Linked DNA regions of Homo sapiens: region 1 is linked to region 2. A link is a loop called in an ENCODE intact Hi-C map of the cell type or tissue named here. Cell type or tissue: PC-9. All regions are shown on one strand. Links, peaks and the distances in the headings refer to the core of each region. The heading gives the core; the rest is flanking DNA.

Region 1 (2,886 bases), core at 1-2,500, 390 kb after region 2:
ACCGGGGAAAATGTTCCTAAACCAGGAAGCTGCGTTAGCCGATCAGGCTTTGTAAGATCTCGCCAACAGCTAGCTGCTTAGGAGTACCCCCACGATACGCACAGCACACCACTGTCCCTTCACTGCACTTTCTTCCTGCCTTAGGTAGTTGGGCTTGCCCACCCTAGTTTGCTTTTGTAGTGGTTTGGCAAGGTTAGAAGGCCTCGGCCTCTCTGTCATGCTGGGAAGTGCCTACTCTCTGGGCCACTGCTGCAGAGGCCGTGGCACTTGTCATGGGTTTGGAAGACCCAGCCATCTGCAGCAGAGGCAGCCTATCCCATTGCAAGGAGAGGAACTGAACGGAGTAATTATTCTACTCTTCTTTTTACATAAATGTTTATTTAAATATTCTAAATTGGATTTTCTTTCACAGATACTGATTATTCTTTCCAGTTCTTAAATAAAACTGCACTTGATTTCACTCAACCACAGTGTGATTGTCTGGGATGTGAAACTCTGAGGTCACTCTTGGGTAAGAAGCGTCTTAAGCCTTTAGCCTCAAACGACGTGTGTTTGGCCTCCTCAATTTCTTTCTGAATTCCTACCTCTAACCAGTTGTAATGATAATTCCTTTTGCCCTGCAGGCCACCACATAGGTTTGTAAGGCCTTGGAACAGGAGCCTCAGTGCCCCTGAAGTAGCAGGTGCAGGGACAGTGGACGTCAATGTGAGTGATGTGTTATGTGTTGAATGTGCTGCCATGTTAGCACGTAGACCCATTTGCTGTTAATCACTGAATCAAGCTGAATATTTGCTTAAATGTGACTATCTGGGCATCATTTTGCCACAAAAACTTGTAAAATTTTACGTCACGTGGGTTACTTTTTAAAAAGCATTTATTAAGCTCCTCTAAATGAAAAGGATACTGTGGAGAAATGGAAAACTGCTGGGAAAAAACTACTAGAAAAAAGGTTGCTGCCACCCAGTGCCTTGCTATCAACGGAAGTCGGACTCAGGAGGGCTGCAGGAGTTTGGGAAAGCAGCGAAGTTGTAACTGAGACCATCTGCCACATAAGCTGGCCAGGTGCTAACCCCTGGCTTTAGGAGCTCTGCCCTTGCTGGAAAGGGAGAGAAGCTGGAGCAAACGTTCCTCATCCTTCCATGAGTCACTGCTCAGATTACTGTGTGGAACTTCCCAGTAGCACCAGGTTAACAGTGGGACTGTTATTCCGGAGGAACTGGATTCCTTTGCAATAGGGCAGGTGCCACTCAGTGGTGGAGTCTTGTTACCTAAAACCGGCACACCCTGACATACCACACTCTGCCCAGCACAGGGCCTGGCACACCGACGCTCGGTGCGTAGGTGTGGAACTAGCGAGGGATTTCTTGCTGGATTGTCACTCCCTGATGTTTTCCATGTGGACTGGGAGTCATCCCAAGCTACTGTGACAAGGACGAAGACTTCATGCCATGCAAACACGGGGAAAATCAAAACTGCCCAAGCCAAAGGATCTGAAATTATGGCCTGTCAGAGCTTCTGGGTTTTACTCTTGACAAATGATTACCTTTTAAAGAAATAACCGGCCGGGCACAGTGGCTTACCCCTGTAATCCCAGCATTTTGGGAGGCCGAGGTGGGCGGATCACCTGAGGTTGGGAGTTCGAGGCCAGCCTGACCAACATGGAGAAACCCCCTCTCTACTTAAAATACAAAAAATTAGCCGGGTGTGATGGTACATGCCTGTAATCCCAGCTACTCTGGGGGCTGAGGTAGGAGAATCGCTTGAACCTGGGAGGCGGAGGTTGCGGTGAGCCAGAGATTGCGCCATTGCACTCCAGCCTGGGCAACAAAGAGTGAAATTCTGTCTTAAAAACAACAACAACATTGGCCAGGCGCGGTGACTCACCCCTGTAATCTCAGCACTTTGGGAGGCTGAGGCAGGTGGATCACCTGAGGTCTGGCGTTTGAGACCAGCCTGGCCAACATGGTGAAACCCCATCTCTACTAAAAATACAAAAAATTAGCGGGGCGTGGTGTCAGGCGCCTGTAATCCCAGCTACTCGGGAGGCTGAGGCAGGAGAATCGCTTGAACCCAGGAGGCAGAGGTTGCAGTGAGCCGAGATTGCACCATTACACTCCAGCCTGGGCAACAGAGCGAAACTCCATCTCAAAAATAAAAAATAAAAAAAACCATCATGGGAACAACCTTCTGTCCAGTGTCCCAGTCTTGTGCCTGCTCTAAGAGCCTGACCCTGGGGACCGGTCCCATTTGCTAAGTCGGGTGTTCCCTCCATGTGGGGACATCGCCCCCATTTTTCTGTTTGGATCTGTGATGATCCATATTTTTCAGTAGAGGCTCTTCTGAGAGGCCGTTCGGAGCCCAGCTGTTTCCTTTAGGCTCTGATGTCTTCTCTCTCTTTTCCGGGACACTTCCTGGATTATTCCTAAAGGGACAGCCTCATGTAAGCCCAGCCCGCTCCCCCATTTCACCATATCCCTGCACTAAAATCCACTTGGGCCAAAGCACTCAGAATGGAACGTCTTCCTGGAAGGCCTCAGTGAGTGAGAACCAGGAAGGCTCTGTCTCCAAAAGGACCTTGTCTACTTCTGAGTAGGAGCCCATCCCCAGGGGATGGCTGTGAGTTGCTGAACCATCAGCCTGTGTCAGCGGTTTCTGGTGACACTGCATTTTGAATTTGGAAGCATCTGAGCTAATAAATGGCGGCTGTGCAGGGGAGGCTGGGGCCAGACTCTGCTCTGTCACCAGCCGCGCTGTGACTCTGGCCACTTCAGCAACCCTCTGCACACCCCTAGGCTCTTCTGGTTCTCATTCTACAGTGCTGTCCTCTGCCCTGTGACTATGTTTTCCTGAAAGCAAAATACACAAAGATCAGCCTGTGACTGTGTC
Region 2 (2,910 bases), core at 125-2,624:
AGGCACGGTGGCTCACACCTGTAATCCTAGCACTTTGGGAGGCCGAGGCAGGCAGATCACCTGAGGTCAGGAGTTCGAGACCAGCCTGACCGACATGGGTCAGGGAGGTGGAGGTTGCAGTGAGCCGAGATCACGCCATTGCACTCCAGCCTGGGCAACAAGAGCGAAACTCCATCTCAAAAAAAGAAAGAATGGCCACCCGCCTCAGCCTCCCCCAAAGTGCTGGGATTAACAGGCGTGAGCCACCATGCCAGGCCTAATTTTTTTTTTTTTAAGACAGGGTCTCCGTATGTTGCCAAGGCTGTTCTGGAACTCCTGGGCTCAAGGGATCCTCCCACCCAGGCCTCCCAAATTGTAGAGTTTACAGTCCTGAGCTATCTTGCCTGCCTGGAGTGAATACCCACTCTGAGCAAAAGTTATCACTTGAGTCTGAAAATCTGTCCCCTGACTCAATCCATGTTTGGGATTTTCCTTCCTTGATGTAACCAAGTAGTCCAATATAGGCCTGTGAATTCTAAGCTCAGTTTTGTCAACAAGTCCATTATTCTGAGTAGGTCCTTCATTTCCAATTTGAGAGTTTATTCTTCTTTCTTTTTTGAGACAGTTTCACTCTTGTTGCCCCTGCTGGAGTACAGTGGTGTGATCCTGGTTCACCACAACCTCTATCTCCCGGGTTCAAGCGATTCTCCTGCCTCAGCCTCCTGAGAGCTGGGATTACAGGCATGCGCCACAACACCCGGCTAATTTTTTGTATTTTTAGTAGAGACGGGGTTTCACCATGTTGGACAGGCTGGTCTTGAACTCTTGGCCTCATGTGATCTGCCTGTCTCAGCCTCCCAAAGTGCTGGGATTACAGGCATAAGCCACCGCACCCAGATATTTATTGAATATGTTTTTAGTAAACAGTAATTTTTAGTACATAGATATGACCTGTACCTTCCTGCTACTCCAGTGAAAGAGAAAACTTCAAGAAAAAGGACCTCTTTTGTCTTTCCATTTCCCTTAGAAATACAGCCCTTTGGAGGAAATTTAGACATTAATGTTTAGCATCCTTTCCCTAAATTCAGAAAAAGGACTATACCACTTGTAGTTGACCCAAACGATCTCATAATATGTAGCTGTGGAGTAATAAAGTTGATTTTCTCACGCCTGTAATCCCAGCACTTTGGGAGGCCGAGGCGGGCGAATCACGAGGTCAAGAGATCAAGACCATCCTGTCCAACATGTTGAAACCCTGTCTGTACTAAAAATACAAAAATTATCTGGGTGTGGTGGCACGCATCTGTAGTCCCAGCTACTCCGGAGGCTGAGGCAGGAGAATGGCGTGAACCCGGAAGGCAGAGGTTGCAGTGAGCGGAGATCATGCCACTGCACTGCAGCCTGGCGACAGAGTCAGACTCCGTCTCAAAAAACACAGTTGATTTTCTGTGACAGGATTAGGTTTGTTCAGTATCTCCCGTTTTTTTCATAGGTGTATTGTACTACTCCTGGGCTGCAGGGGGCGAATCTGAAATTCCTTGATTAGTTCAAGAACATTCACCACAGTAGCCAGATCCTTGGAGTCTATGATTCTTTGTTTTCTGCTAAAAACAAAAAACAAACTAATTATACCAACTGCTGAATACTAATTCTCAGATGATTATAGTTACTTAGGAGAGGAGGAAAAAAGCCAACGTTAGCACAGGTTGCAACAAGTTAAAAATACTAAGAATACCATGGTTTCCCGGTAAGTAACTTGAGAATGTGGTTATTTTAATTGAGTTACCAAATATAGCTTCACCTTCCTAAATCTCAGCAGCTACACTGCATCCACTTGAGGGAACATACAAGAAAGCTTTCTGTCTCCCATTTTAGCTCTGTGCTTTAGTGCAGGTGTGAGCATAACCAAAGGTTTGCTTTTCAAATGTTTCAGCTTTTTGTTCAGCTTAATAGTTTTTGTTTTTGTTTTTCTGAGACGGAGTCTTGCTCTGTCACCCAGGCTTGAGTGCAGTGGCGCGATCTGGGCTCACTGAAACCTCTGCTTCCCGGGTTCTAGAGATTCTCCTGCCTCAGCCTCCCAAGTAGCTGGGATTACAGGCGCGTGCCACCGCGCCCGGTAAATTTTTATTTATTTATTTTTTATTTATTTATTTATTTATTTTTTAATTTTTTTTTTTTTTTTGAGACGGAGTCTTGCTCTGTCGCCAGGCTGGAGTGCAGTAGGGTGATCTCGGCTCACTGCAACCTCTGCCACCCCCGTTCAATCAATTCCGCTGTCTCAGCCTCCCGAGTAGCTGGGACTAGAGGCGCACGCCACCACGCCCAACTAATTTTTTGTATTTTAGTAGAGACAGGGTTTCACCATGTTGGCCAAGATGGTCTCCATCTTCTGACCTTGTGATCTGCCCATTTTGGCCTCCCAAAGTGCTGGGATTACAGGTGTGAGCCACGGCACCCAGCCTAATTTTTTATATTTTTAGTAGAGACAGAGTTTCACCATGTTGGCCAGGCTAGTCTCAAACTCCTGACCTCAGGTGATCTGACTGCCTCGGCCTCCCAAAGTGCTGGGATTACAGGCCTGAGCCACTGCGCCCAGCCTTTTTTTTTTTTTTTTTTTTTAGCCCGGAGTGCAGTGGTTCGAACACGGCTCACTATAGTCACTGCACCCTAGGCCTCCTGGGCTCAGGTGATCCCCCTGCCTCAGCCTTCCTAGTAGCTGGGACTACAGGCATGCACCAGCATATCCAGCTTATTTTGTTTTTTGTTTTTGTTTTTTGTTTTTTTGAGGCGGAGTCTTGCTGTGTCGCCCAGGCTGGAGTGCAGTGGCACGATCTCGGCTCACTGCAAGCTCCGCCTTCTGGGTTCATGCCATTGTCCTGCCTCAGCCTCCCGACTAGCTGGGACCACAGGCGCCCGCCACCACGCCCGGCT

What was found. Peaks named below come from ENCODE experiments on the same cell type or tissue, not always from the same donor. Only the 100,000 strongest peaks of a DNase experiment are listed, where the experiment ranks them.
Region 1: it touches region 2 in a loop (5-fold over the local background); 3 of 110 quality-filtered maps call a loop at or near these places.

Annotation. Positions count from the first base shown.
Region 1 is chr1:6,218,772-6,221,657 of GRCh38, reverse strand. RNF207 (ring finger protein 207) reads right to left here. Exons shown (of 18, transcript NM_207396.3): 18 at 359-2,422. The coding sequence ends at 2,251. It overlaps ICMT (isoprenylcysteine carboxyl methyltransferase), which reads left to right. Exons shown (of 5, transcript NM_012405.4): 5 at 1-465. Among named protein-coding and RNA genes, the nearest start is that of RNF207, 14 kb to the right of the region's middle. RefSeq lists silencers at 2,007-2,192, 2,623-2,823. In PC-9, for the core only: no CTCF peak of the experiment used is centred there; DNase peaks (open chromatin) are centred at 1,197 and 1,837; H3K27ac peaks cover 2,500 bases.
Region 2 is chr1:6,608,376-6,611,285 of GRCh38, reverse strand. The region is part of intron 1 of LOC107984913 (a long non-coding RNA gene); the gene reads left to right. Among named protein-coding and RNA genes, the nearest start is that of PHF13, 3.9 kb to the left of the region's middle. In PC-9, for the core only: CTCF peaks have their summits at 1,321 and 1,547; no DNase peak of the experiment used is centred there.